2 separate regions of the Homo sapiens genome follow, and region 1 is linked to region 2. A link is an interaction called in ENCODE POLR2A ChIA-PET data of the cell type or tissue named here. Cell type or tissue: OCI-LY7. All regions are shown on one strand. Links, peaks and the distances in the headings refer to the core of each region. The heading gives the core; the rest is flanking DNA.

Region 1 (16,067 bases), core at 3,149-11,148, 100 kb before region 2:
CTTTTCTCTAAGTATTTAGATAGTTATCTAAGGATAGCTCAAGAACAATATTCATCCCAGAACTGTGTGAATAACCCAAATTCCAAAATTTCAACTGTCTAGCATTATGTTAAATCAGGATTGGCCATCTTTCTTCTGCTCGTCACATAGTAAATATTTTAGGCTTTGAGTTCATAGCATTTCTGTTGCAACTTCTCAATCTGCCCTTGTAGAGTGAAAGCAGCTACAGACAACATAGAAACAAATGAGCATGAGTATGTTCCAATAAAACTTTATTTACAAAAACAGCTAGTTTGTCCCATGAGATGTACTCTACCAGCCTCTGTGCTAAATCAAGAACCCAGAGATGTGTAAGATTGCCATACTCCAGCATTTCTAGTAAGAATCAACTGAACAAAAGGTGATGAATGACTAATAATTACTTGAAATTACATGATGCTTTAAGTAAATTAATACGAAATTAATGAAATTTTAATGTATTAACACTGGTTACTTTTTAAAGTTTACATTCTGGGTCCTTGAGAGCTTCATTTCATAGGATATATGCACAATGAATTACTCAAGACCTGTTTGGCTATAATTCAATTCATGGTGCAAATAGTTGTCCTCTCTGACTAGGTTGCAGGAATTGGGTCAGAGGAGTGTTGTGCCTTGTTCTACACTTTCTTCTCAAGGAATTGCTGCAAGGAGATTGTCAGCTTTATCTTAAATGCAAGTTTATAGAAGAAAAATCTTTGCTCCTACATGAATAGATTATTTCCTTGACATGCTTTGCTTTTAACCGACTAATAACCCCTCCTGCTTTAAGCCACTTTTGATACCTGTTGGATTTGGCTGGCAGAGAGACACAGATGTTGGGCATGATGGACAATCAGATGATACTTCACTTATGTAAGAGTCTGAATTACTGTTCAGCAAATATTCATTCTCCTCCTCTCCTGCTGTGGGAGAAATGATCTTCCCTGTCTCACTGATGTTTGCTTTGGCCAAAGGGATGTTAGAGGGCATAATGCAAGCAAAGGTTTGAAATGGGCTTAAGAGGTGAGGCTTGCACTCTGCTACAGCATGAGAAGGACAAGCCCCAGTCAGCCTGCAAGTGGATGAGAGTCCTGGGGAGCAGATCTGGATCCAATCTGCACCTGGAAGCCAAGCCAGGTCTAGATCAGCCAAGCCCCAGCCAACTGCATATGCATGACAACGAAAGCCAATGAGTTTTGGGATGGTTTGTCAAGCAGCATTATTGTAACAATAGCTAATAGATACAATCTATAACCAAAATTATAAATGAAAATCATTATGGATCAAGTATTTTTACCTTTAACTATGCTAATATAATTCTGCATATAAAAGTTTCATTCACAAGTGTTGGTTTTCATCTCTATCATCTCTATTATTTCACTTTGGAAAGAATTTTTTCTCTGCTATTATACAATCATTCCTTTTGTAAGCAACACTACCTTTATTAAAGGCTATATGGCCATAAGAAGGAGATGTGAGACATAAATATATATGTTGTCTCAATATTTTAGTCTTCCATCAAGAAAACACTTCACATTAGGAAACATTTCATAACAAGAGTGAGAGAAAACAGACATAGCATTTTAGTTTAAAAATGCTATTTTAGTTTTAAGTGTTTTAGTAATAACATTTTAATTTAAAAATGTGATTAATCCTGATGATAAGTTTGTAAGAACAGAAATGTTATTTTAAAAGCTAGAGGTAAAATTCCTTCCAAGGAGAAAACTGTATTTTGGAGAACAAAGCAACTCTATGGACCATTTGGGTGTGAAAATGTGGGTCCCACATCACAGAAGGAAGATAAGAAGGAAGAGGTGCAGTCAGAAGAGGGAAAGAAATTGAAAGAAATTAGGGCAAAAATTGGCAGTAAGAAATTACCAGGGGGTAATAAAAAAATACTTTTCTTTTTCTTTTTCTTTTTCTTTTTTTTGAGACAGAGTCTCGCTCTGTCACTCAGGCTGGAGTGCAGTGGCACTATCTCGGCTCACTGAAACCTCCGCCTCTCAGGCACAAGCAATTCTCATGTCTCAGCCTCCCAAGTAGCTGGGATTACAGGCACCCGCCACCATGCCCGGATACTTTTTGTAATTTTAGTAGAAACAGGGTTTTGCCACGTTGGTCAGACCGGTCTAACTCCTGACCTCAAGTGATCCAACCACCTCAGTCTCCCAAAGTGTTGGGATTACAGGCATAAGCCACCGTGCCCAGCCTAAAAAGGGCTTTTCAGAACAGCAATGTTTACAAATTCATTTTAAAGTATTTATTATGCTGTGTCATGATGTAATTCTTCCCTCACTCTCGTACCTATGGTGGAGATCTGTTCTACACCAGTATCTTGTGCTAGAGTTGTCTGTTGGAAGCTGAATGACATCCCACTTGGACTTGGGGATGGAAACAAGAGAGCAGCTGTGTGCCCATGGGAGCTCCCGGAGAATGTGGAGTCGAAGGAGGACACAATGCTAAGAATCTTGGAGAAAGCACTTAACCCACACACTGCGCACAGTAGACTACAGGCCAATTTTATTTGGATACCAAGGGGCAGGAGACCCTGTCTTCTTGAGAACTTGGAGATAGAAAATGACAGACACTTCTTTATAGGAAGATGTTTATACATCTGAAAATGCCACTTCCCTTTTCCAAAATGATTTCCATTCTGCCAACATGTAATGCATTGGACCAGTGGGTAGGAGGATAGCTTAGAATGCTGATTTGTAATCCCCTCAGCTCTAGAATTTTAGCAATGACTTTTAACATCAGCTTTCATGTTTGAGTTCCGGAGAAGAGTTTCCCCTCGACTAACATCCATGGTTTATAACTATAGCACCAACATTTGCAAAGCTTAGATGTTCAATTGTAAAAGACACATATTCTAGGCTGATGTATTTCTATTATTAGTTATAAAAACACAGTTTCCTCTGGTTGTAGGGGAAGAACCTATATAAAGAATCTGACCTAAGAACTTGGGGAAAAAAGTATATATATATATAATAGAAATATACATAAATCCTATATATATTATCTCCATATATAAATTAATATATATATTCCATACATATAAAAAATTACACATATTCTCCACATATATACATTTATATATTCTAGACAGAGAATATATATGGAATATATAGAGAAATATATAATTTATATATTCTATAAATATACTTTTGTATACTTATATACAAAAGTATATATATATATATATATATATTTTTTTTTTTTTTTTTTTGAGACAGAGTTTCGCTCTTGTTGCCCAGGCTGGAGTGCAATGGCACCATCTTGGCTCATGGCAACCTCCGCCTCCCAGGTTCAAGCAATTCTCCTGCCTCAGCCTCCTGAGTAGCTGAGATTACAGGCATGTACCACCATGCCCGGCTAATTTTGTATTTTTAGTAGAGACAGGATTTCTCCATGTTGAGGCTGGTCTCGAACTCTTGACCTCAGGTGATCCACCTGCCTCGGCCTCCCAAAGTGCTGGGATTACAAGCGTGAGCCACCGTACCCAGCCCAAAAGTATATACATTCTATAAATATACTTTAGTATTTTAAAATATATTTAAGTATTCTATAAATTTAAGTATTCTATATATTTATAGAATATATAAATAGAATAGAATATATGGAATAGAATGTATAGAACATATAGAAATATAGAGAATTTATATATTCTATATATAGAATTTATATATGTAGAGAATTTATATAATTATATTATATATTGCTATATTAACTATTCTATACATATATAGTATGTATAATACATATTATATATATAGTATGTATATTAATTGTATATTCTATCTCTATATATAGAAATAGATATTATACTTCTATATACTGCACTTTCAAACAACCATTTTCCTCTTACATTCCTCTTCTCCCTTTGCTGAAATTCTTACTTATAATGTCTTTGAGAAGAGAAATTACATTTATATTATTCCTATAATCCCTAGCAACATTACTACAATCTTTATTCCATTTTTAAAATACAAGACCAAACCTTGAGGAAAGAAGAGAATAAGTTTGCATTTCCCTGCGATAGGAGAAATTGAGACCTGTCTACTTGTAGCTGAGGTTATGTTTATAAATATCCATCAGGGACAGTTTTATAAAGACCTCTCAGAAATAAATGAAATCAACCACCATAACATTTTTTGTATTGCTTTTTATACACCCTCTCACCTAGCTGCACAGTCAGAGGAATAAGTCCATTAGCCCAGGCTCCAATTCCTTAGCGCCAACATCTGTGTCTCCATTCACAGGGCGTGCTCTGTTGACTTACATGGCTGCCCTCTCTGCTACTAACTTCTGTTGGGAAGAGTGCATGTGAGGGCAGACAGAGGTGTGCCACCAGAACAAAGGAGCTGAGTTCAGGCCCCAGCTGGAGAAGCCAGGGACACACATGAGGATCTGCAGGGAGAGGGATTTGGGCTGGTAGCAGGAAGCCATGAGGGTTTGAGTAGAGTACCCTGTAGACAAAATAACTTTGCATCTTTTTTTTTTTTTTTTTTTGAGACAGAGTCTCACTTTGTTGCCCAGGCTGGAGTGCAGTGGCGTGATCTCAGCTCACTGCAAGCTCCACCTCCCGGGTTCACACCATTCTCCTGCCTCAGCCTCTGGGGTAGTTGGGACTACAGGCGCCCGCTACCACGCCCAGCTAATTTTTTGTATTTTTAGTTGAGACAGGGTTTCACCATGTTAACCAGGATGGTCTCGGTCTCCTGACCTCGTGATCCACCCGCCTCGGCCTCCCAAAGTGCTGGGATTACAGGTGTGAGCCACCGCGCCCGGCCAACTTTGCATCTTTGAACAAAGGGAGACAATGTAACAGTAAACAATGAAGGCGTCAGGCGGCTAAAGAGACCTGGTGAAGCAGCAATGGATGGCATTCCAGAAAAAATCACTGGGTGACTTCCTTAGCTCTGACCTTGGTTAGTACTAAAAATAAAATAAAAGTAAAAGTAAAATTAAAGGGTCAAAGCCTCAGAGGGAGAGAGTGGCACGCATGGAAGGACACTGACTGTACCCACACTCCCTGTAATCACCAGGCACCACCACGTGAAAACAGAGTAAGAGAGAAAGACAAGTCTGAATGGACCCGAATGTGCAAGAGAGTGGAAATTTGCTCTCGCTCATTGTCTACACAGATTTTAGATGGATCACTGGACAAAGAGGGTGACTGGTGGCCATTAATGCCGCTCATGCAAATATTCCCAGTTCTTTCTCCTTGCAGACATGTAACAGGATTTCACTTCCTGGCCTCCTTAGAGTTGCTGAGGTCATGTGACCAGTTCTGGCCATTGGATGTGGGCAGCAAGGTGTCCTACATCAGCAGTTAAATGCTCCAGCCCAGAAGTAATAGATGTCTCTGCTGCCCACACCCATTGGCCAGAACTGGTCACATGACCCTGCCCCTCTACCACAGCAACTGGCAATCCTAGATAGTGGCAATTCTGTTAGCCTAAGCCCCAGTGTAAGGGCAATGCAGCACAGAGACACAAGCAACCCACCTTGGCCATGTAATATGAGTGAGAACTAAACTGCTATTGTTTGAAGCCACAGGATTGGGGATTGTTTATTACACCAGCATAGCCTAGCCCAGCCTCATGGGAAGAAGGAGTCCTTCTAGACTCGCCTTCCCCATCAACCTCCAAGTCCCATGATAGAGACTCCTTTGGATAAATTTGCTGTGTTCTAGCCTCAAAATCAATCCTGCCATTTAAGTTTTTTCTCCTCAACCAGGTTATAATGGCCCATACTTTCTTTTTTATTAAATAAATTTAATTATTATTATAATAATTATTATTAATTTTGTAGAGATGAGGTTTCACCATGTTGCCCAGGCTGGTCTTGAATGGCTCATACTTTATACTTCTTTTGGGCCACTCTCTGTTTCCACTGTGCCCAGTTGCACGGTTTAGTTGTGTTGGGACTCAGAAAACATACCCTAAAATGAAAACCTCAGAAACAACAGTTTTTCTCTGACATTCTTCTGTCCTCCTGTCTCTCATTCTCATTCTTCCCCAGGGCTAGCCGTAGAAACTAGAACCCCTGTTCCCCAAAGGGTAGTCACAGAAACCAGAACACTTTATTCCCCCAGAGCCAGCCACAAAACCTACAGGTATAACTCAAACTTTCCCACCACCTTTCTGTGTAACAACTGGCCATGAAAAATTATCTGACCTACCTAATTTGACTATAGTCATAAGGCCCCCATTCCAGAAGGGGTCCTGCCTCACACTCAGAAGGAAGGAATGCATGCTTAGAGGATGCATGCTGAAGAAGAATCTAGACAGACAGGCCTTGCTGGGTTTCCTCACTGTCTATTAACATTAGATTATATCCTTTTTAGATCTACATGGCTGTCCAAACTTTGTTGAAACTAAGTACAAAAATGGGCAATTTCACCTCTATCTTTGGGTATTCCTTCTGAAGGCTCCCATGCACATGTTAAATAAATTTATACGTCTTTCCACCAATTATTAGCCTTTCGTGAGTTGATTTTTCAGTGAACCTTCACAGGGTGAAAGGGAAAGTTCCTTTCAGTTCCCTACAGTGGCATCTCAGAAAAGGATTAGGTTCTAAAGAGAAAAGGCAGAAGTTTGCATAGTCAAAACTCCCCTTGAAAATTCCTTAAATCTCCCAATAAGTACAATATAGTGTCATACCTCACTAAAACCCAAAAGTTCCAGCTTAGGAACAGACCTCCTTTTCTCATGTTAAATACCAGATGATGTTGCTGGCTTGTACTAAGAATCATGTTGTACAAAAATATGTATCTTGAAACTCTAGAATTTCTTGGGATTTGTTGATGCTCAGATTTTGAGAGATACAAGATGCTGAGACCAACTGTGGGAACAGTCATCCTCATACTGTATCATTTAGAATGCTTTTACCTGCAGGTGGTAGAAAGATTATTTAATGGGGCATTAAACAACAGAGGATTGATTGGCTCATATAACAAGTCCCAAGGTAGTATGGCACCAGAGGTGGCTAATTCAGTGGCTCAATGCCCTGATGGCCTCAGTTTGACCTCTCTGCAATTCTCCTGGCTTTTCTCTGATGTCCCAAGATGGACACAGAAGTTCCATGTGTCATTAAAATGTTCAGAGACAGGAAAAGGGAGGATTCTCCTCTCCTCCCTTTTTAAGAAAAAAGAAGCTTTCCCCAAAGCACCCCCTACCCCTCACCAAAGCTGAACCCCCAAAGTCTCACTGATCAAAAATACAGCATAAACCTACTCCTAAACCAATAAGGGAAAGGGAATAGAATCATCAAAACTGGCTTGGAGTTAATGAACCAAGAATAAACCCTGGGTTGAGGAAGGTCTCAGCCTTCCCTGAGGATGTGGCCACCTGGAGGATGAAAAAAGGAATGAAACAGGATCTTGACTAGCAACGACAGGAATAGGTAGGGGGCCATCAGCTAAGCACTTAGTAGAGTCAGTCTGTCACAAGAGGATGCACATGTAGATTGGAATGGCAGGCAGAATCACTTATGTTATATAAATTTATATTTTTTTCTCTCTCGTTCTCATTAATTTAGTTAGAAATACACACTCAGGGCCAGGAATGGTAGCTCATGCCTGTAATCCCAGCACTTTGGGAGGCTGAGGTGGGAGGATTACTTGAGCCCAGGAATTCAAGACCAGCCTGGGCAACATGGCGAGACCCCATCTCTAAAAACAAACAAACAAAATTAGCTGAGCATGGTGGCATAGGTCTAAGCCTGTATTCCCAGCTACTTGGGAGGCTGAGGCAGGTGGATCATCACTTGAGCCCAGGAGGTAGAAGCTGCAGTGAGCTGTGTTTGCAACACTGCATGACAGAGTAAGATCTTGTAAAGAAAGAGAGAAGAAAGAAAGAAAGAAAGAAAGAAAGAAAGAAAGAAAGAAAGAAAGAGAAGGAAGGAAGGAAAGGGAGGGAAAGGAAAGAAAGAAAGGAAGAGAGAGAGAGAAAATGGAAGGAAGGAAGGCAGGCAGGCGAGAGGAAAAGAGAGAAAGAGGAAAGAGAAGAGATATAGAGAGAAAGAATGAAAGAAAAAAAAAGAAAAGAGGTGGAGCCAAGATGGCCGAATAGGAACAGCTCCAGTCTATAGCTCCCAGCATGAGTGACGCAGAAGACAAACGATTTCTGCATTTCCAACTGAGGTACTGGGTTAATCTCACTGGGGATTGTTGGACAGTGGGTGCAGGACAGTGGATGCAGCACACCAAGCATGAGCCGAAGCAGGGTGAGGCATTGCCTCACCTGGGAAGTGCAAGGGGTCAGGGAATTCCCTTTCCTAGCCAAGGAAAGGGGTGACAGACGGTACCTGGAAAATCGGGTCACTCCCACCCTAATACTGCACTTTTCCAATGGTCTTAGCAAACGGCACACCAGGAGATTGTATCCCACGCCTGGCTCAGAGGGTCCCACACCCACAGAGCCTCGCTCATTGCTAGCACAGCAGTCTGAGATCAAACTGCAAGGCGGCAGCGAGGCTGGGGGAGGGGTGCCTGCCATTGCTGAAGCTTGAGTAGGTAAACAAAGCAGCCAGGAAGCTTGAACTGGGTGGAGCCCACCGCACCTCAAGGAGGCCTGCCTGCCTCTGTAAACTCCACCTCTGGGGGCAGGGCACAGCCAAACAAAAGGCAGCAGAAACCTCTGCAGACTTAAATGTCCCTGTCTGACAGCTTTGAAGAGAGTAGTGGTTCTCCCAGCACACAGCTGGAGATCTGAGAATGGACAGACTGCCTCCTCAAGTGGGTCCCTGACCCCCGAGTAGCCTAACTGGGAGGCACCCCCCAGGAGGGGCAGACTGACATCTCACATAGCCGGGTACTGCTCTGAGACAAAACTTCCAGAGGAATGATCAGGGAGCAATATTTGCTGTTCACCAATATCTGCTGTTCTGCAGCCTCCGCTGCAGATACCCAGGCAAACAGGATCTGGAGTGGACTTTCACCAAACTCCAACAGACCTGCAGCTGAGGGTCCTGACTGTTAGAAGGAAAACTAACAAACAGCAAGGACATCCACACCAAAACCCCATCTGTACATCACCATCATCAAAGACCAAAGGTAGATAAAACCACAAAGATGGGGAAAAAACAGAGCAGAAGAACTGGAAACTCTAAAAATCAGAGCACCTCTCCTCCCCCAAAGGAATGCAGCTCACCAGCAATGGAACAAAGCTGGACAGAGAATGACTTTGACGAGTTGAGAGAAGAAGGCTTCAGACGATCAAACTACTCCGAGCTAAAGGAGGAAATTCGAACCCATGGCAAAGAAGTTAAAAACCTTGAAAAAATATTAGATGAATGGCTAACTAGAATAACCAATGCAAAGAAGTCCTTAAAGGACCTGATGGAGCTGAAAACCACGGCACGAGAACTACGTGATGAATGCACAAGCCCCAGTAGCCAATTCGATCAACTGGAAGAAAGGGTATCAGTGATGGAAGAGCAAATGAATGAAATGAAGTGACAAGAGAAGTTTAGAGAAAAAAGAATAAAAAGTAACAAACAAAGCCTCCAAGAAAAATGGGACTTGTGAAAAGACCAAATCTACATCTGATTGGTGTACCTGAAAGTGACAGGGAGAATGGAACCAAGTTTGAAAACACTCTGCAGGATATTATCCTGGAGAACTTCCCCAATCTAGCAAGGCAGGCCAACATTCAGGTTCAGGAAATACAGAGAATGCCAAAAAGATACTCCTCGAGAAGAGCAACTCCAAGACACATAATTGTCAGATTCACCAAAGTTGAAATGAAGGAAAAAATGTTAAGGGCAGCCAGAGAGAAAGGTCAGGTTACCCACAAAGGGAAGCCCAGCAGACTAACAGTTGATCTCTCAGCAGAAACTCTACAAGCCAGGAGAGAGTGGGGGCCAATATTCAACATTCTTAAAGGAAAGAATTTTCAACCCAGAATTTCATATCCAGCCAAACTAAGCTTCATAAGTGAAGGAGAAATAAAATACTTCACAGACAAGCAAATGCTGAGAGATTTTGTCACCACCAGGCCTGCCCTAAAAGAGCTCCTGAAGGAAGCACTAAACGTGGAAAGGAAAAACTGGTACCAGCCACTGCGAAAACATGTCAAATTGTAAAGACCATCGATGCTAGAAAGAAATTGCATCAACTAACGGGCAAAATCACCAGCTAACATCATAATGACAGGATCAAATTCATACATAACAATATTAACCTTAAATGTAAATGGGCTAAATGCTCCAATTAAAAGACACAGACTGGCAAATTAGACAAAGAGTCAAGACCCATCAGTGTGCTATATTCAGGAAACCTACCTCATGTGCAGAGACACACATAGGCTCAAAATAAAGGGATGGGGGAAGATCTACCAAGGAAATGGAAAACAAAAAAAGGCAGGGGTTGCAATCCTAGTCTCTGATAAAACAGACTTTAAACCAACAAAGATCAAAAGAGACAAAGAAGGCCATTATATAATGGTAAAGGGATCAATTCAGCAAGAAGAGCTAACTATCCTAAATATATATGCATCCAATACAGGAGCACCCAGATTCATAAAGCAAGTCCTTAGAGACCTATAAAGAGACTTAGACTCCCACACAATAATAATGGGAGATTTAACACCCCACTGTCAACATTAGACAGATCAACGAGACAGAAAGTTAACAAGGATATCCAGGAATTGAACTCAGCTCTGCACCAAGTGGACCTAATAGACATCTACAGAACTCTCCACCCTAAATCAAGAGAATGTACATTCTTTTCAGCACCACACCACACCTATTCCAAAATTGACCACATAGTTGGAAGTGAAGCCCTCCTCAGCAAATGTAAAAGAATAGAAATTATAACAAACTCTCTCAGACCACAGTGCAATCAAACTAGAACTCAGGATGAAGAAACTCACTCAAAACCGCATAACAACATGGAAACTGAACAACCTGCTCCTGAATGACTACTGGGTACATAACAAAATGAAGGCAGAAATAAAGATGTTCTTTGAAACCAACGAGAACAAAGACACAACATACCAGAATCTCTGGGACACATTCAAAGCAGTGTGTAGAGGGAAATTTATAGCACTAAATGCCCACAAGAGAAAGCAGGAAAGATCTAAAATTGACACCCTAACATCACAATTAAAAGAACTAGAGAAGTAAGAGCAAACACGTTCAAAAGCTAGCCGAAGGCAAGAAATAACTAAGATCAGAGCAGAACTGAAGGATATAGAGACACAAAAAACCCTTCAAAAAATCAATGAATCCGGGAGGTGGTTTTTTGAAAAGATCAACAAAATTGATAGACCGCTAGCAAGACTAATAAAGAAGAAAAGAGAGAAGAATCAAATAGACGCAATAAAAAATTATAAAGGGGATATCACCACCAATCCTACAGAAATACAAACTACCATCAGAGAATACTATAAACACCTCTACACAAATAAACTAGAAAATCTAGAAGAAATGGATAAATTCCTCGACACATACACCCTCCCAAGACTAAACCAGGAAGAAGTTGAATCTCTGAATAGACCAATAACAGGCTCTGAAATTGAGGCAATAATTAATAGCTCACCAACCAAAAAAAGTCCAGGACCAGATAGATTCACAGCTGAATTCTACCAGAGGTACAAAGAGGAGCTAGTACCATTCCTTCTGAAACTATTCCAATCAATAGAAAAAAAGGGAATCATCCCTAACTCATTTTATGAGGCCAGCATCATCCTGATACCAAAGCCTGGCAGAGACACAACAAAAAAAGAGAATTTTAGACCAATATCCCTGATGAACATCGATGCAAAAATCCTCAATAGAATACTGGCACATCAGTATTTTATTTGATGTGAATCTAGCAGCATATCAAAAAGCTTATCCACCATGATCAAGTGGGCTTCATCCCTGGGATGCAAGGCTGGTTCAACATATGCAAGTCAATAAACATAATCCAGCATATAAACAGAACCAATGACAAAAACCACATGATTATCTCAATAGATGCAGAAAAGGCCTTTGACAAAATTCAACAACCTTCATGCTAAAAACTCTCAATAAATTGGGTATTGATGGGACGTATCTCAAAATAATAAGAGCTATCTATGACAAACCCACAGCCAATATCATACTGAATGGGCAAAAACTGGAAGCATTCTCTTTGAAAACTGGCACAAGACAGGGATGCCCTCTCTCATCACTCCCATTCAACATAGTGTTGGAAGTTCTGGCCAGGGCAATCAGGAAGGAGAAGGAAATAAAGGGTATTCAATTAGGAAAAGAGGAAGTCAAATTGTCCCTGTTTGCAGATGACATGATTGTATATCTAGAAAACCCCATCATCTCAGCCCAAAATCTCCTTAAGCTGATAAGCAATTTCAGCAAAGTCTCAGGATACAAAATCAATGTGCAAAATTCACAAGCATTCTTATACACCAATAACAGACAAACAGAGAGCCAAATCATGAGTGAACTCCTATTCACAATTGCTTCGAAGAGAATAAAATGCTTAGGAATCCAATTTACAAGGGACATGAAGGACCTCTTCAAGGAGAACTACAAACCACTGCTCAATGAAATCAAAGAGGATACAAACAAAAGCATGAACATTCCATGCTCATGGGTAGGAAGAATCAATATCATGAAAATGGCCATACTGTCCAAGGTAATTTATAGATTCAATGCCATCCCCCTCAAGCTACCAATGACTTTATTCACGGAATTGGAGAAAACTACTTTAAAGTTCATATGGAACCAAAAAAGAGCCTGCATTGCCAAGTCAATCCTAAGCCAAAAGAACAAAGCTGGAGGCGTCACGCTACCTGACTTCAAACTATACTACAAGGTTACAGTAACCAAAACAGCATGGTACTGGTACCAAAACAGAGATATAGACCAATGGAACAGAACAGAGCCCTCAGAAATAATGCCACATTTCTACAACTAACTGATCTTTGACAAACCTGACAAAAACAAGAAATGGGGAAACAATTCCCTATTTAATAAATGGTGCTGGGAAAACTGGCTAGCCATATGTAGAAAGCTGAAACTGGATCCCTTCCTTACACCTTATACAAAAATTTATTCAAGATGGATTAAAGACTTAAATGTTAGACCTAAAACCATAAAAACTCTAGAAGAAAACCTAGGCAATACCATTCAGGACATAGGCATGGGTAAGGATTTCATGTCTAAAACACAAAAAGCAATGGCAACAGAAGCCAAAATTGACAAATGGGATCTAATTAAACTAAAGAGCTTCTGCACAGCAAAAGAAACTACCATCAGAGTGAACAGGCAGCCTATAGAATGGGAGAAAATTTTTGCAATCTACTCATCTGATGAAGGGCTAATATCCAGAATCTACAATGAACTCAAACAAATTTTCAAGAAAGAAACAAACAACCCCATCAACAAGTGGGCGAAGGATATGAACAGACACTTCTCAAAAGGAGACATTTATGCAGCCAAAAGACACATGAAAAAATGCTCATCATCACTGGTTATCAGAGAAATGCAAATCAAAACTACAATGAGATACCATCTCACACCAGTTAGAATGGGGATCATTAAAAAGTCAGGAAACAACAGGTGCTGGAGAGGATGTAGAGAAATAGGAATACTTTTACACTGTTGGTGGGACTGTAAACTAGTTCAACCATTGTGGAAGTCAGTGTGGCGATTCCTCAGAGATCTAGAACTAGAAATACCATTTGACCCAGCCATCCCATTATTGGGTATGTACCCAAAGGATTAGAAATCATGCTGCTATAAAGACACATGCACACATATGTTTATTGCGGCAGTATTCACAATAGCAAAGACTTGGAACCAACCCAAATGTCGAACAATGATAGACTGGATTAAGAAAATGTGGCACACATACACCATGGAATACTATACAGCCATAAAAAATGATGAGTTGATGTCCTTTTTATGGACATGGATGAAGCTGGAAACCATCATTCTCAGCAAACTATGGCAAGGACAAAAAACCCAACACCACATGTTCTCACTTGTAGATGGGAATTGAACAATGAAAACACATGGACACAGGAAGGGGAACATCACACACCGGGGGCCTGTTGTGTGGTGGGGGGAGGGGGGAGGGATAGCATTAGGAGATATCCCTGATGTTAAATGACGAGTTAATGTGTGCAGCACACCAACATGGCACATGTATATATATGTAACAAACCTGCATGTTGTGCACATGTACCCTAAAACTTAAAGTATAATTAAAAAAAGAAAAAAAATAGAGAAAAATGGAATGGTCCATTCAATAAATACAAAAATTTCAGTCTTTAAAAAAAAAAAAAAGGAAAGAAAAGGAAGAATCTACACTCAAATTTGTGTAAGCTAAGTACACAGGGGATCCTGGGACTCAGCCTTCTGCTGCCAGCTCCTCCTTGGTGGTGTCTTAGCTCAGCCCCAGTGTGGCATCTCCACCTCCACCCTCTGCTGGGAACTCACAGTTCTGATCATGGCCCCATTTAGTGGGACACAAATTAGGGCCTAGGCAGGGAGAGCCCTGACATGTGTCTCATGGTGCTTCCTGGTCGATGCTGCTTCAGCGGGCCGTTCTCCACGCAAAGCACCTGTGGGCAGGAACTGGGCTTATACACAGTTAGTCTCATCCAAGTGTTTGTTAAATGAGAAGTGTTAGTTCTGGGCAGGAAGTTTTGGGCGACAGGAGCTTCAGAGAGTGCCGAAGGAGAAAAGAAGAATGCTACAAGAGAGAAGGCAGAGGGCACTGGGAACAGATGGTCCCAGGCCTCAGTCCATCCCCCTAAACTGGAGAGGCAGGAACCACATGGGTGGACTAGACTAGACCATGTCTGGGTGGTGAGACCCTGAGCACATTTTTTTTATTTTTATTTGTTTTTATTTTATTTATTTATTTATTTATTTTGAGGCAGTCTTGCTCTGTCACCCAGGCTGGAGTGGTGCAGTGGTGTGATCTTGGTGTGATCTTGGCTCACTGTAATCTCCACCTCCAAGGTTGAAGTGATCCTGCTGACCCAGCCTCCCATGTAGCTGGGATTACAAGTGCACGCCACCAAGCCCAGCCAATTTTTGTATTTTTAGTAGAGACGGGATTTCGCCTTGTTGGCCAGGCTGGTCTCAAACTCCTGATCTCAGGTGATGCACCCACCTCAGCCTCCCAAAATGCTGAGATTACAGGCGTGAGCCACCGTGCCCAGCCAGACCCTGAGCACTTTGAAGATAGGGACTGTCCTCCCTGCTGTCCCACCCCAGGCCTCAGTCAGCACAGTCTGGGCTGGCACACAGTGGGAGCTCATTAAATATTTCCCAAATTGAAGTGGAAGGGGCCTCGAGGCTGCCTAAGCTACTCTCCCATCAGGGCAGAAGCCTCCTCTACAAAGTCACCTGATGGATGACATGGCCTTTTCCTGGTCATGGTTCTTACTACCTCACAAGGTCATGCACATTGGGCAGCTAGAATGGACTATCCCCCCTTTTTTTTTTTTTTTTTTGCGACAGGGTCTCGCTGTCACCCAGGCTGGACGGCAGCGGTGCAATCATAGCTTACTGCAGCCTTGAATGCCTGAGCTCAAGCAATCCTCCCACCTTAGTCTCCTGAGTAGCTGAGACTACAGGCTCCCCACTCCCCCGCCCTGGTCAGAAAGTACCATATTAAGAAGAGCTGAGCCACAAACAATTCAGAAAAATAAGATCCCAGATGATGACCTATGTAGCCTGGCTTATGGAGAGGACATGGTGAGGCGCCCTCCACGGCTATTGAGTGTTCGCTTTTGTTTGCTGGGACTTTGGTATACCCTTCTCAGCCTTCCAGCCTTCCTATCCATCCTGATTATTCTCGTCCTCATCACACCCCTGCTTCTACCTTCATCAGCCCACTGTCATAGACACAGCAAAGGAACTTTGAGGAAGTCTGGAGCCCGGCCTTTTGGGTTTCAAGGAGAGATACAAGGCTCTGAGTTGGAAAATAAGTTGTCAAAGTCTCACAGTCAGTAGCCACTAAGCTGGGACTGAAGGAGACAAGAATGCCTCTGCTTTTCCTAAACCAGACTTCTTCCTGGACAAAATCATATCAACCCCATTTT
Region 2 (16,067 bases), core at 5,256-13,255:
ATACATTGGGAGGCCAAGGTGGGTGGATCACTTGAGGTCAGGAGTTTCAGACCAGCCTGTCCAATGTGGTGAAACTCCGTCTCTACTAAAAATACAAAAATTAGCTGGGCATGGTGGCAGGTGCCTATAATCCCAGCTACATGGGAGGCTGAGGCAGGAGAATCGCTTGAACCTGGGAGGCAGAGGTTGCAGTGAGCCGAGATCATGCCATTTCACTCTAGCCTGGGCGACAGTGCAAGATTCCATCTCAAAAAAAAAAAGCAAGCCAATATATTTTCCCTTTGCCTGGGTGTTGGTCAGTTGAATCCAAAGGAGCACAGACAAATACAACTTGGTTTTTAATTGTTTTACTGTTTGGAGAGGGTCTTGTCTGTGAACTCAGGTGGGCTTCATTTTTCCTTCCCCATCAATGATGATAATAATTATTATAATACTAACAATTCTAATATTGTTTTTGCTAGATACAGTAATATATGTAACAATAATAATCATAAGGATTAGGATTATTGAGTGCTTACTGTGTGCTTGGAACTGTTATGAGTGTTTTACGTACATTATAATACTTAATCTTCACAATATCCCATGAAGTAAAAAAATCTGCAACTCCCATGACACAGATGGATGGATACACAGAAAGAGCACTGACTTGTCCAGGGTTGCAGAGATGATGTGCAGCCAGAATTTGGACCCTGGTGGTCTGGCTGGGGAACCAGTACCCTTTGCCCCTATCCTTGACATCCTCCCATGACCACTTGCCCTTTTACCTTCATTCCCTAAAGAATGCACATTGCAACACAATATATATTTTTCAAGCTCACAGAAGCACAGGTCAGACTGGGAGTAGAAGCCATTGAACTTAATTGCTCTCCAGAAACATGAAGTCCTTGAACTGTCCTCCACCCAACGATTATTTCACACCTTCTTGAACTTCTCCACACATGGGGAGCTCACCACCTCCCATGGCAAGCCAATCCCTCTTGGGACACTTAGGCCCATCGTAATGCCCACTCACAGATTTAAGCAATGTATCCCTCCCTATATCTTTCATTATCTGAGTTCCATCCCTTGAAAGGGCAGAGATCAAGTTTAGTAAACATCATGAATTATAAAGGCTCCACTCTGGGAAATGGGAAGATCTGGGGCAAACAAAACTTATTTTCCATGGTGGAGTACAGATACAAAGAGGTCCAGCAGTAGGAGGTGGTAGAAAGAGCAGAAAAGGAAAGGAGTAGAAAAACCAAGGGGAAAGAGGACTCCTGGGACCCTTCATGCAGTGAACTCAGCACCAACTAAAAGAGGAGGCAAGAGAAGCAGTAAAGAAGTGCTCACAAAATTCTCAGGACCCTATGAACACTTCTGAAAAAGGCTTACGCAAGACCAGCATATTCCTGACGATGGGCTGAGCCTTTATGAAATAACTCACTATTGAGAGACATAGACTAGGGTTACGCCCTACCCTATAGCCAAACACATTGCTACTCAGTTGACATGGGTTTGAATCTCAGTAACTACTCTCCGAATAAAAGGAGATGCTGACCAACTGGCTTAAGGTGCTTAATTCAGACCTGTTCTCTTCTCTGGAACTGCAGTTTCATAGTTGAGCAGTCAAGTGGGGTGCCTGTCTGGCCAACCTGCCAAAACAAGAACCTCAGAAGAAGTGTTTGCTGCTCAGAGGAGAGGAAAGCTGCCCACATGTTTATGAATTCAGCACAAGTAAAAGTGGAAAGGGGACTGCTAAGTTGCTCAATTTCCATCCTCCCCTTCTCTCAAAGCAATGTCATTCCTGTGGCTGAGCTGGGCATATGGCCACACAGAGTAAAGGCCACATCTCTCAGCATCCTTTGTAGCCACATGCTCTGGCCAAAGGCATGTAAGTGAAAGTGCTATATGTCAGCTCCTAGAATCTTCTTTAGCCCTTTCTTCTCCAGTTCTTTCTTCATCCTTTGCCTGAAATGCACATGTATGCAGCTGAGGCACAAACTGCCATCTTGGTCACTGTTGACAAGGATCAGTCTTTAGGGTTAAAGTGGAACAGGTCTGGGTCCCTAAGGAATTCACAGGGCACAGCCACCAAACAGCTCTTAACTGCATGCCTGTGGATGTTTACATAACTGCAGACCTGTGGATTTTTATTGAAGGGAGAAATAAGCATCTTGGCCGGGCGCGGTGGTTCACGCCTGTAATCCCAGCATTTTGGGAGGCCGAGGTGGGTGGATCACGAGGTCAGGAGATCAAGACCATCCTGGCTAACATGGTGAAACCCCATCTCTACTAAAAATACAAAAAATTAGCTGGGCGTAGTGGCGGGCGCCTGTAGTCCCAGCAACTCGGGAGGCTGAGGCAGGAGAATGGCATGAACCCAGGAGGCGGAGCTTGCAGTGAGCCGAGATTGCGCCACTGCACTCCAGCCTGGGCAACAGAGCCAGACTCCGTCTCAAAAAAAAAAAAAAAAAAAGAAATAAGCATCTTGTTTAAGCCACTGTTATTGTGGGTCTCTGTTCCTTGCATCCACATGGAATCCTAATTAATACAAGACACTTACCACATATTGTTGAATTTGAAGGAATGCTCTTAGAATTGTGCTGAGAATTAGGGATCACAGCTAATCAGAGCTTAGAGTCTTATCCATGACTCAGCAGCAGAAGAAAAAAAAATGAGCAATTGCAAGGTTGTGAATTCATTACTGCTAATCAACGCCTGTAAATGGGGTTGGCTGGAACTGTGCTTTGCCCCCCTTCTACTCCCCAAATCTCTGCCACATCCAAAGTCTCAGCAGAGAAGTTTCTACTCCTTGCACAATTATAATCACCCATGTCTTAGCATCTCTTTGGTGCGCTATTTGTGTCCGTCTGGCTTCCTGCCAGAGCCTTTGCCAGCTGAATTATATCAGAAAGAGCCAAGACATGCCTAAGTATACATTTTAAACACCTTTCCAGCCTTGCAGTGCAGCGAGCTGATCGCTCCTATAAATAAGACTTAACAACATAGAGCTCACCCATGACCTTGAAGTTTCAGTTATGTGGTGGGAAGAGAAGACTGATCACATGTGGTTCAGAAGTGAGTGTGGGGACAGGGGCTAAGGTGGCAGGCAGCTGAAAATTTTGCCTGCCCAGGGTCCCTCTGCCCTTTTCTTTTAGGAACAACATCCAGCTCCTCCACTGGGAAAAAAGTCTCTCTAGGGTTCCTTGTAGATTTGGTGAAACTATTGGTCAGAAGGCTCACATCCCTGGCCAAGGAGTAGAAACATATCTAAGCTAGGCCAACTGAACTCTTGCCCAAAGATCTTTGTCTTGAGAGAAGTGACTCAAAGAATAAAAACTAATCGGGGGTGAATTCGTCCCATGGTAAAACTCTGAAGAGACCACTTCATTAGTTCCTGCTGCCTGGAATTCCAGATCTGTCTGAGATGTGATTATCTGACCCCTTCTTCCATCCTAAGAATATTTAACCTCATCGATCTATCTATCTTATCTGTCTGTCTGTCTGTCTATCTATCTATCTATCTAATCTAGCTCTCTAGCAATCTATCTGTCCTATCTATCATCTATCTTAATACCTCCATTTCAATATTCTAGGTAGAACACTGGGAAGAATATTGTTTTCATGCAAATCAATGCTACAAAATTCATTTTCCACATTTCAGGAAGACAGCGCATTTGTTTCTATGGCACTCCACAAATATTTATCCTTTGTGACTCAATTTGTAAGGAAACAGCTTCCTTTTATTTAGATGAGTCTATCTGGAGTCACGGCAGATCATTTGGTATTTTAATATGAAAACATGTTAATGGCCCTTAAGTAAACAGAGGATTTCCACTTTTCCTTATGAAAGAACAGGGCCTTCCTTGACTGTAAGGTGTCAGTGGAAACTCAAGCCCATTTCCTCCTCTTTTTTTTTTTTCCTCACGTCATCCCTGAGACAGAAATATGGCAGAGAAGACAAGGGTCCCTTTAAGAATTCCAAAGGTCCAGCTCACATCCTTTCCTGGTGGCTCCCTCTCACCTCCTTCCCAAACCCCATCAAACTTCTTCGGCTGGAAGTTCACACCCTCCATGTTCTGCTCCCACCCCTTTCCAGCCTTATGCCTTCCTGTCTTCAGCCAAGACCTCAAACTGCTCCTGACAAAGCCAGGAAGGACTCCCCACTCTCAACTCCATTGTCTGAAAACAGATATCATAATAAAAGCCCAAATCAAATTACATCTCTTTAGGAATGTTTTCCATAATTCCCCCAGCCCCCCAACCCAGCCTGGTATGTTCATTCATTCTGATTCTCCACAGCATTTCTAACTTTTGGTACACTCTGCCTTGTATTAGAGTGTTAAAAATATATTTATCCTTCCCAACCCTATCTATACCTTCTCCCAAGTGCAGGCTTATTAAGAGATAGGACTATATATTTTGTGTTACTGTACCTCACATTCTTCCCTGTACATACAGATGCTCAATAAATATTTGTTGAGTGCATAAAAAGCAAAGCTACCCAAGAACATGCTTCTAAAGGATTCTATAGTGAATGTAACTTGGAGATGGTGATAGTAAATGTAATTTTTAAAATCTTGGCTTGGTTTTTCTACTTTCCCCTCAAATATACAAATTTAGATATTCAGTGAGAAAAAAGAACAATATTGGACTGATTTATATCTTGATCTAAGTATACAGCTGGGACATGGCAGCACTTTTCATTATTGATGGTGATGTAATCATATTGAAGCCCAAATACAAATAAATGAAAATTTCTCTCTCCATAAGTGTGCTTCAGCCCATGGAGACACCAGCTTTTCTCTCCTTTTCATGTGTATTTACTCCATCTGGAATCACATGACTCACACTATCAGAATCTGTGCAAGTGGATTTCCGTGTAGGAAATCATTTCCAGGCTTGAGCTGAGCACTGATTTCTTTGTTGTGATTCTTATTTGAGTCTGTTTCATCAGAAATAAAGAGTTTTGATTACAGGAAAGTGAGATTATTTCATTTCAAAGCAGTACTTTTCTCAATAGCTTAAACCCCCTCCTTTTCCCCCTAAAAATGTCCCTTTTTTCTAGGAAGAGAAAAAGTCCCATCCAGCCACACCTTCTGACCTCCAGCCTCTGACTCAGACTGTCTGTTGAAGGCCAGCGCCTCCACCCCTGCACCTGAGCTTGTGCAGACTGATCTGGGAGGATACCCCATTAACTATCCCCTCTCCCCTGTGTCTTCACCTCTCTCCAAGATGCCTCCTTCCTGCTAGTCAATAAACAAGAATTATCTCTTTCCATACTAAAAATAAGTGAACTTCTCTTGACCCTGCATCCTGTTCTAGTTGCTGCTGAATCCCTCTTCCAGACTTCCCCAAGGCCAGTCATCTCTTACTGCCTCAACATCCTCACATCCTGACCCCTCCTCAGCCTCAGTCCCTCTGCACTCACCGCCCTGCTGCGTCTGCTCCTAGTCAAGTCCATGCCTCAGCCTCAGTCCCTCTGCCCTCACCGCCCTGCTGCATCTGCTTTTAGTCAAGTCCATGCCTCAGCCTCAGTCCCTCTGCCCTCATGCCCTGCTGCGTCTGCTCCTAGTCAAGTCCATGACTGCCACGTCCAGCGGACCCTCTTTGGTGTGGATCTGTTTGACTTCTTCGTTTTTAAAAACATATTTGATCACTCTTCCTCCATGATGAAGAGACCATGACGCCATGTTCTCCATATGGGCACCTCTTCTCCTACTCTACCACTAAAGGTTTATTTGTTTTATTGTTCTTATTGATTAACATTTAATTCTTGGCTACTCATGTCCAGCCTCATGCTTTAATTCCTACCGAACATGCTTAAATCTATCCAAACTATATCTTCAGCATCTCTCCTGAACTCCAGCCTTTATGTACAATTGTATTTTGAATGTCTCCACCCGGATGGTCCACATACACAACATATACAGGACCAAACTCATCTTTCTCCATAGAGCTGCTCCTCCCTATTCTCTAGCTCAGATGCTGGTACCACCGTTAATCCATTCTACTTAGGAGGGAAACCTAGATGTTGTCTTCACCTCTGGCTTGACCCTCGCTTACTATCATCACGTACATGTATCTTATTAGTCACCAGGTCAACTAAGTGTCTTATTAGCCACCAAGCCAATTTGCCCCACAAATCTCTTTTCATAGCTGCTTCTCTTCAGCCCTAGTATAGGCTCTCTCCTAAATGCCTGCAACAACCTTCTAACCAATCTCTCTGCTTCTATGCAGCCCCATCACCCTAAAATCCAGAATGTGCCTAGACACACCACAATAGCACTCCCCTGCTGAAAACCCCTCATGGGCTCTCTGCTAAAGCTCATGGATATGACACACTCCCAGCCTCTCATTTACCTGCAGAAATGAAGATTTCCTTGTTTGGCTCAATGACTTTGCTCATACCACCCCTCTGCCTGGATTGCCCTTGTTCTCTCTCTTCCCCTTCCCATGGGTAATTACTACTCATTTTTAAAGCATCTGCTCAGGTATCATCTCTTTATGGAAGTCTTCTTTGGACTTTTCCCATGAAGGTGCTCTTCTTCTTTGCTGCCATATCTCATGGACATATTTCTACCACCAACTTTATCCCACTGTATTTTAATCACTCATTCATGGATTTTGGGCTCCCTTCCCTAACTCCAGTTTACAAACCTCTAGAGGATAATTACCATCACTTTTTCATCTTCCTTTGATGATGGCTTCTAGCATCTAGCTGGCCTGTATCTAGCAAGGAACCTGCCTCATTGAAAGTTCTCAGTAAGTGTTGGTTGAGTAAATGACTGTCTCAATGAACACATAAATTGTTTCTCAACTGGAAGTAGCCTCAAGCAGACCTTCCGGCTCAGTTCTTTCAGTCAAAAATGAATCTTAAAAGAACAAATTCAAATTAACATCAATCCTGGACTTAGTAAAAACAACAGATTAAAAAGAAACTGGTCTTATTTGCTTTCTCTGAAGCAGGAGGATGCAGAAGGTAACTGCTGTGTGGCTCTGTACTCTTTACCCCAAGTTCCCCAAATATACAATTTCATCTAACCCCAGGTGTGTGTGTGTGTGTGTGCGTGCGCGCGTGTGTAATGTACTATTCTTATCTACTATGAGGTACTCTTATTTATTCTCACCTAAATAAAACCATAAGTAGAAGATGCACAGATATGTAGGAATTGGGCCAGAATGATGGACAGTCTCAGCATTTACTTCATTTTGCCCTGTGACGCTCTCTGAGTTCACCCCTTCATGCAGGAAGCATCTGGGCTTTCATACCAGATTGTGAAAATTGTTTATGTGGTGCATTCCTCTCTTCCAAATCCCTGTTTACTCATTGTGCCTAAATCCAGCGCTCTGTGATAGCTTTCCTGCTGAGTTAGATTTTCCCATCGGCCTCTGTGTGTGTGTGTGTGTGTGTGTGTGTGTGCACACGCATCCATACAGCCTCAGCCACATCTTTCACAAATGCCCAAACTGGGAATAATCACCATATTTTTGCCTGTTGTCCATATTGGAGGTTACTCTGGAGAGACTGGTAGTGTTTTCAAGACGCATGAGTTAGTATCTCAATGAGTCATTCATTGAAAAAAAATTAACGTCAAACAACAGGGGTAAAATAGTTCACATTTACTGAGCATTTACTGTAATAGACAATGCCAGATGATATGCTAAATGGTTTGTAAGCATTATTCAATTCTTTGCACTTGGTAAAATATCTACTACTGTTATTCGCACTTGACAGATGAAGAACTTGAGGTTGAGAGAGTTCAAGCAACTTATGACCTTCCACCAGTAAGTGGCAGAGCTGGGATTCAAACCCAGGTCTGCTTGTAGCTAGAGCCTAGAATATTAACTGCTACCCTGCAGTGTGTCCTGCCTAAGAGCAAATGAAACCACTCCCAATCCAAATGTTTTCAGCATTTCCTCTTTTTGGGGTAGATTTTTCTTTTCCAACATCTTGATCAAAGGGAGCTGCTGTGGTTTAAGGAGAAAGCTGACTGGGAGCTCCTGTCACTCCACCCCTTGCCTGGCTTGGTCTTTCCATAGGATACACAGGATTTGGAAATCACTGCTCTATGAAAGCAGAAACAGCATGTATTGCTATGGCATCCACAGTGCCTAGAAGAGTATTTGCACACAGCCTGTGCTCAATCAATATAGTTCTAAAAGGGAACATTCTCTCTTGTGGTCACCTACAGCATGGATTTCCCTAAACTACCCAAAAGGACACCAAAGAATAAACAGCACCTCTGACCTTTGAGCCATGGACGGCAGAATGATATCTATCCGGAAGGTAGAGATGACGACTTAATTGTACCTGAAACAGAGACTAGGAAGGAGGTCGGCATGGGGTGCTATGGCAGTGGCTGGGAGGCTTCCAACTGATCCAAACTGCTCTTCCTCAAGAGAACTTTGTCTTGGGTTTTGTTTTGTTTTTTGCTAACTGTGTTTTCCGTGCTTGACATTACCAGGTGACAGCTTCTCCTCAGTGGAGAAATTTGTCATCCCACTGGGATAATTCCAGAGTTATTGTAAGAGTTCCTGCTCCCACCAGATCAAGCCAATCAGGAAGCTCCTCCACATGGGTTGTGCCGGGCTGATTGTTTCCCGCTTGGCTGCTTCCTGCTATTGTTCTCTGTCATGTTCTCAGAGGCGCAACTACTGAACCCTACCCCTTCCTCTCAGAAGCTGAGGGCTGCATCATGGCTTTGGGTCAAGGTATACTCGGCTCAGAGATCAAGGCATCTGGCAGAGAGAGAAAGGCCTGAAATGAAAATAGAGGCAGGCAGTTCCTGGCCCAGGTGACCAGAGCAGAAATCACAGAGCTTAAAACACCCAGAAATATGAGTCTTTCAGGTCTTGGAAGGGAAGTTTGAAATGTTCTGGGTCACTCATTCATGTTTATCGAGCATTATCAAGCAAGTGTTGGGCTATATTCAGTAACAGCTGCCCAGTCTCTACTTTTGAGAAATTCATCATCTCATGAGGGAGGAAGCTATATGAATAGTTACAATGCAGTGCACAGTAGAGCTCAAATTGCAAGACCAAAATGCTGCAGGAATGCAAAGAAGAGAGTCTGAGTAACTCTGCTTGTGGGGAGGCAGGGCAGGATTTCAGGAGGTTGGAACATGTCAGTAGGATCTTGAAGAGAAAAATGATCAAGGCATAGAGGTGTTCAGACAGCATTTCAAGCTAGGATGATAACATGGACAAAGGGGCTTTGATGCAGAAATGTGCAAGGCAGGCTCAAGTGAGTGAATGAGGACCTCTGTAGGACTGGCCTATCTGAGTGCACTCATGAGGGAAAGAAAGTGACAGGGAGGATCAGGCTCAGGATATGATGGCTCTTGAATGCCACACTAATGAGTCTGATTCGGAAAGTAACAGAAAGCCATTTGAGTTTCTTGTTTGTCTGTCTGCCTGTTTATGTGTTTGCTTTAAGTCAGTGATAGGATTGGCTATGTTCTAGAAAGACCATGTGGACAGATGTGAAAAGAACGGATTTGGATGTATGAAAGGGTTACAGAGTGAAACCATAAAGAACAATTAGGAGTTGTCCAAGCAAGGGATGGTGAAGCCAAGCTTAGCATGGACTACTGTGGGAAGCAAGAAGGTTCCATTTATTGATTTTTATAGTATAATGATGTTGACAACTTCCTAAGCTAACCTTTTTGCATTTGTGTGGCTGCACAGGCTGGGCTGAAAAAAAGTTGGCAATATTAAAGTGTAAAACTATTGCTGGGCACAGTGGCTCATGCCTGTAATCTCAGCACTTTGGGAGGCTGAGGCAGGTGGATCGCTTGAAGTCAGGAGTTCAAGACCAGCCTGGCCAACATGATGAAACCCCGTCTCTACGGAAAATACAAAAATTAGCCAGGCATGGTGGCACAGGCCTATAATCCCAGCTACTGGGGAGGCTGAGGCAGGAGAATTGCTTGAACCCAGGAGTTGGAGGTTGCAGTGAGCCGAGATTGCACCACTGCACTCCAGCCTGGGTGACAGAGCAAGATTCCATCCCCCCTACCCCCGCAAAATTGTAAAACTATGACCAGAAGTAGATTGAGGTTGCCCAGTGACTAGAGATTGGCTGGGGTTGGTGGGAGCCCTGGATTTTCCTCTTCTTTCCAGCCCACCTCTCAGCCACTTCCATGTGATGGCCCAGCTGTCCCAGGCACCACGGGGCACCTCTTCTTGAGGAAAAGAAGGAAATGCAACGTAAACTGACCATTTCTTCTCTTTTTTGTAAAAAAGTTTATTTGTTTATTTATTTTTAGTAGAGACAGGGTTTCGCTATGTTTCCCAGGCTGGTCTTGAACTCCTGGCCTCAAGTGATCCTCCCACCTCAGCCTCCCAAAATGCTGGGATTACAGGAACCTGCCACCATCCCTGGCCTGACTGTTTCTTCTCCCTGTGATCATTTATGGTAACGTGTTGGCCAAGGCATGAATTTGAAGCTTGAGGCCCTAATTTAAGATGTCCCAGGGACTGAACTGATATCATCTGAAGTCCAAGGACAGCCTGGCCCCTTAACCTACTGAGCTGCATTACTGCCCTCACCCGGCTGCAGCAAAACGGGGCTTGGGGTAGCCGACTGAAGGATGGTCATGGAGTTTGAGAAATGCTGAAACTTTTCTCCTGTATGGCTGAGAAACTGAGTCAGCATCTAACGCTGCATCCTGCATGTGCTGCGGGTAGATCGCCACCCTGCACTGTTGGTTTCTCACGGGCACAGTCGTTGCATTCTCTCTGGCATCTCTCTGCCTTTTTCCTGTCTTAGATAAAATAGAGACATTTTGCCTTACAAATGGCAGTGAGAAGGGCCTTTGGGGCCCTTTTCTGGTGGTACAGATGGTGTTGAGGCAGAAGTATCTGTATCCTGGCCCTGGCTCATGCGTGCCCCCTGGGAGGCTGGACAGGGACAATGGCCTCGATGGCTGAGTCCACCTGGCCTGAGTGCAGAGAACACTGAGCTTCAGGTGTTGAGTGGGTAGGTCACTGTCCCAGTACATTTATTATGGGAGTTGGAGACAAAAACTTTAGGAACTAAAACTAAAGTTTAAAATATTCTTTGGTGAACTTTATCCCTATAGACTTAACAGCCCTAATTCTATTTTACAACAGCTATTATGTCGAGAATGATGCAGATTTCTCAGTTTTCAAATCCAAAATGTTCTGTGAGGGTAGAATTTTCCTTACACCCAGGAGACTGCAAATTGGAACCTCCAGATACAAAATGATTCACACGCAGGGATCAAAGCCTGAGGGGTAAAGCAAATTTCCTTAAGCCAAATTTTAAAAGCCCTTTTACAGCACAGAAGTGGCTTGCATAACGTCCAAAGAAAAACAATGCCACTTAAAATCCACCCAGAGACTTATGCTTTTAATTAAAGCCCTCTGTCACAGAGATGATCTGATAGTCCACTTGAAATGTGAACTCTTGGATACAGAGATAGTACATCGTGCTCCAGAATAATAATTTTAAAAAACAGCCTGCCTCTTCCCGCTGGCTTGGCTTATGTGAAATCAGCACCGGCCACCTCTGTGTTCAGCAGAGGTCCCACCCCTGAAGTTGTCCTACCACATCCATCATTTCTAAATCCTGAGACTAAGGGAGAATTACCTGCTGAAAGCACACAGCAACTTCCCTGGAACCCTCAGCTATAAGAGAGTTCAAGACAGACTAGATTTGTTTTAGAAATAGTACAGGCATCTCGGTATGAGACGTCTCATGCAGAGGCAATGACCTGGGACCTGCATAAATGTTTTCATGTGAATGAATGAATGATCACAAGCCTCCTGAGCACATAAGAAAATTATATTCCCATGAAACCCAAGTCATAATAATAATAACAACATTTGTGTAATGCTTTAGAGTTTACAACATCCTTTCACAGCAATTAGGGATTATTTTATTCCCATGTTATAGGTAAGAAAATTGACAGGAAGGCAAAAGGGAATCTAAACACCTTTCATGCTGCAATCTGATTTTCTCCTCAATCTATAAAATGGTTATAATGATGCATATGGAATACCTACATCAAAGTTATGAAGCTTAAATGAGCTAATGTTTAAAATACCTCAGAACACTGCCCGCCTCCATGGAGCAAGTACTATTCAAATGTTTGTGCTTCCTTTCTCTTCCAGTGCTTTAAAAAAATTTAATTTAGAAACAAGTCTGTTAAATACAGCATTTATAAGATAAACCAAAGCATACTATTTAATAGAATAAATTCAAATTCATCTTAATATGTGCTTTGTGGCCCACAATATTCAGGAATATCTGTAGATTCTGATGTTAAACTGATTTTCCAGAGAATGAGAATACATTCTATCATTTGAATGCCAGAAGGAAAACTAAAGTGTTGATTATTGGCTTCAAGGATGGTAAAAGTTAAGATTGTGTATGCACATGTGTGTCTACATGTAAAAAAAAAAAAAAAAATCCAGAAAATCTGATGCAAGTTCGCTATGTGGGAGCGGCTTATGTGCACATGGAGGGCCATCTAGTGGCAGGTGAAGTCATAGTTCCCTAACTGAGGTAGCACATGTGGGAATTTAGGTAAAGCTGGGAGGAGACAGCTGTGATTCTGCTGATTTGGTATTGTGTACTTAGGAGGAGAAAGTTCATTAAATGTCCACAACACTGAACTCCTTGTTCCCTTGTTGTTTTCAAAGGAACAGTGCACTTGCCCTTAATGCTGTGTGCAAAAATATCCAGCTAAGCCATGTAACCCAGGAACAGGGAGAAAAAGTGGTTGGGAAGGTCCAGGGATTCGGGCCTTCTAGAAGTAGTGGGCCTATGTGAACCATCTTCATTGAGATCATCACTTTAGAGGGGGCACCTAATAAATGGGTTGCAGTAAGTGTCCCCAAAGATCAATTATGAACAACCCAACCAGTGGCCCTGTGGTCCAGTATGGCCAACCCCTCCCGGTACGCATATCCTCCCTGCCACCAAAGGCCAGTCTCGGTGCTGATGTGAACCCCAAGGCTCATGGCTCTCCTGCTTCTGAAAAGCAGCAGCAAGACCCCGCACAGCATGCTCCTGCAAAGTGCTCTTCCTCCCTGCGGCTGGCTCACCATGCTTCTCCGGCATGTGTGTCCCAGGCCCTTTGCTCAAGAGCAGCTCTTTCACCCGTGCATCTGGTAACCCAGTGACCTGGGCCAGGAGTGATATCTGGCTCATGAGCTCAAGCAGAAAAAGGTGTCCATGAAATCTCTGAGGCTCCAGAGACTGGGGCCTCTGTCATCTCAGCAATGCCAGAAACCAACACAAGGACCTACATAAAGTAGACCTGGGTATCTGTGGGACTGAGTGAGAACTGAGTAGGGACCGGCACTTATGGGCATGCACACTTGCTCCTTCATGTTCTCTTCTCACTTGGACCAGAAGGGCATAGATGTGTTCCACATGGACAGGGAATTCCTCCCAGAGCAGGCGTCGGTCATATGTATCTTTGGATTTCCAAAGTCCAAGCAGGGCCAAGGGCACAGTAAATGTCTGGAAACTGACAGTTAGACTCTGTCATGTGGCCATGAGGTCCTCTACTCTAAAAGCTAACTGAGAAGTGGCCAAGGCACTGAATACATTCATCAATGCATTCCACCTTTCAACGCATTGAATTCAACAGAAGTAGCACTTACAAAAGAAGTCAATGCTGACACATCTCACCTAACAAAGTGCCACTAGAAGGGCTTCCTGGAGTATCCAGCTACTTTTACTTCATTACAATGATGGCTCACTGTATGGCCTTTCAGGGGCTCAGTAAATTGAGGGATGGCTGAATTGACGTCATAATGAAAGAATGCTGCTGTTCTGATTATATCCCTCCCATGCTCCCATGGAGGCTCTGCCTCTGGCCAGAGAGAAACGGGAGCCACAGAGGACAAGCTCTCTGATGCTGTAAGGAGAGAAAGATGAAAGGGTGCTATAGAAGCTGGGAACTCACTATGCGCTAGGCACTGATGAGACACTTTACATATATTAACTTGATTAAGATTTACAACAGCCAAATGAGATACATATCATTGATTCCCACTTTGCAGATGGGTGAAGTAGCTTGCCCAAGGTCCCATGTAGTTAATGAGATGTGAGGCTGAGATTCAGATGAGGTCAGTCTGATACTGAAAAACGTACCCTTTTCGCTGCATCTGTAATAAGATCCTGCTCAGTCTTTGGGAACCCTGGGGAAAGAGAAACCCTAATCTGTGATAGAACTCTATTCAGATCCAAGATATTGCTGATATTTAAAAAAAGAAAAAGAAAAGGAGACAGCGGATGCAGCAATGCTTCTCCCTGCAACTCTCCAGAGCCGTGCGCTGCTTCTGTCTGATTCTTTCTCTGGCCCAGCCACGATGATCTTGGGATTTTTGAATGACTTGTTTTATTTGCTTTCTGGTGTTCTCATCCATCCTCTATTGGTAGATTGTCTTCCTCAGTCTTGCCAAATTCAACCAAAATGAGTGGCCTGCCCAGCTGGTTCCCAGTCTGCCCTTGACTTCTCTACCTCCTGCCTTGCTCTAATTGTGACATTGAACCAGCATCCTAACCTCACAACGGCCTTTATTATACCTCTGAAACTTCTAATAGTGTTCTGTGGCCTCTGGGATAAATTCTAAGTCCCTCCACTTAGCATTCAGAGGCCCCTGTGAGCTGTTTCCAATCTGCTATTCTGACTCTTCTCCAGAACTGCTTCTGTGGTTAGGCCTGAGATTATCCCATCTTCAAAGAGACAGAAGATCCTGCGAAGAACCTCCCTTTGGCTGGCCATGCCTGGACTGTTTCTCCTAATGGACAGAGTGACTCAGTGAAAGCAGGAATCAACTGTGTCCTCCCTGTTTCCACACTCATGTCCGTTCCCAGGGAGAGACAACATACCAGAGATAGTGACAACCTCCACGTGGAGCTAAGCCCCTCTCAGCTGTTTACAACAGGTGGCTGAGCTGAGAAGAGCCAAATAAGCTTGGTCTGCATAGAGTATCTGTAACAACCTGCTGACATTGCCCATTTAGCAGTCCAACTCCTAGGTGGTCACAGTTTCCTAATGACAGCATTATCCAGTAACTCAGGTCCAGTTCTGGAGCTGGGATACTACTTGAGGCTGAAAGGGCCAAATCTTCACTGAGGTCAAGGAAGGACCCCCATTTTCCAGTCTGGTTCCACCTAATGATATCCAGGTACATTTGCTCCATCTCAATAGCAACCATTCAGTTCATATCCCAACATGGCTTCGTAGTTCATTTCCTATGAGCTTGAAACTCCCTTCCAATTAATTGAGACATACTGAATTTGATTTACCTTTTACTTTTTAGAAGAAGAGACCATCACTGATTTAAAAGATTCAGGTATTAAAGGTTCTGGGTGCAGACCAGAATGTTCTGTCTGAAGTCAAAGTTAACTGTCTTTTGGTGGTAAGAAATATTTCTTGGAAGGAGATCTTCTAATGTCAAATGATGGGACTCAAGTACAATAGAAACGTCAGTCCAGAAGCTTCAGGAAATCTCTGAAAACTCCAAATTAAAAAACTCTAAAGGCTTGCCTCCCATTATTATTGGGTAGATTATAGGTCTTGTGAGGGTAATGACTGTCATTTTCATCTCTGTATCTCTAATTATGCTTGGCCTCCAGAAGAAGCACTTGATTGAATGATGAATACATTTTAGAAAGATTAACTCAGCCAAACACCACTGGGGTAAAAGCCCAAATCCTAAGGTCCTCCATGGTCACTACTTTCTTGAATTTCTACTATCTTGAGGACAAGTATGACATCTCTCAGTACTTGTTTACCCATCTATTGGGTGCCTAGACTGTCAGATCTGTAAGAGCAAGGGAGATGATTTTACTTATTTTCTGTAACTCCAATGCTTTGCCATTGCGATGCATGACACTCAATGGATACCTACTTAATCATTTTGACTCAAGTGGATGTTATATCAACCAATTTAGAGCAAGAATTGTTAGCAAGAATGTTTGTTCATGGCAGTACTTGTCTATACTTCTCAGTAAATGTCAAGAAAACAATCTCCTTCCTTTAGTTTCTTGTCATGATTGCATGCCAATCAGAGTAATTGAGACAAAAGCTGAACTTCCC

What was found. ChIA-PET counts read pairs that join two places held together with the same protein. Peaks named below come from ENCODE experiments on the same cell type or tissue, not always from the same donor. Only the 100,000 strongest peaks of a DNase experiment are listed, where the experiment ranks them.
Region 1: POLR2A ChIA-PET joins it to region 2 with 11 read pairs; 4 of 35 experiments call an interaction of 5 or more read pairs at or near these places.

Annotation. Positions count from the first base shown.
Region 1 is chr9:109,998,174-110,014,240 of GRCh38, reverse strand. The region is part of intron 6 of PALM2AKAP2 (PALM2 and AKAP2 fusion); the gene reads right to left. Among named protein-coding and RNA genes, the nearest start is that of C9orf152, 200 kb to the left of the region's middle. RefSeq lists an enhancer at 8,447-8,948. In OCI-LY7, for the core only: no CTCF peak of the experiment used is centred there; no DNase peak of the experiment used is centred there; H3K4me3 peaks cover 731 bases.
Region 2 is chr9:109,900,144-109,916,210 of GRCh38, reverse strand. The region is part of intron 3 of PALM2AKAP2 (PALM2 and AKAP2 fusion); the gene reads right to left. Among named protein-coding and RNA genes, the nearest start is that of PALM2AKAP2, 130 kb to the right of the region's middle. RefSeq lists enhancers at 8,938-9,007, 9,088-9,167. In OCI-LY7, for the core only: CTCF peaks have their summits at 9,244, 10,915, 12,261, 12,472 (motif pointing left) and 1 weaker place; DNase peaks (open chromatin) are centred at 7,010, 8,690, 9,230, 12,460 and 2 weaker places; H3K4me3 peaks cover 3,917 bases; H3K27ac peaks cover 7,223 bases.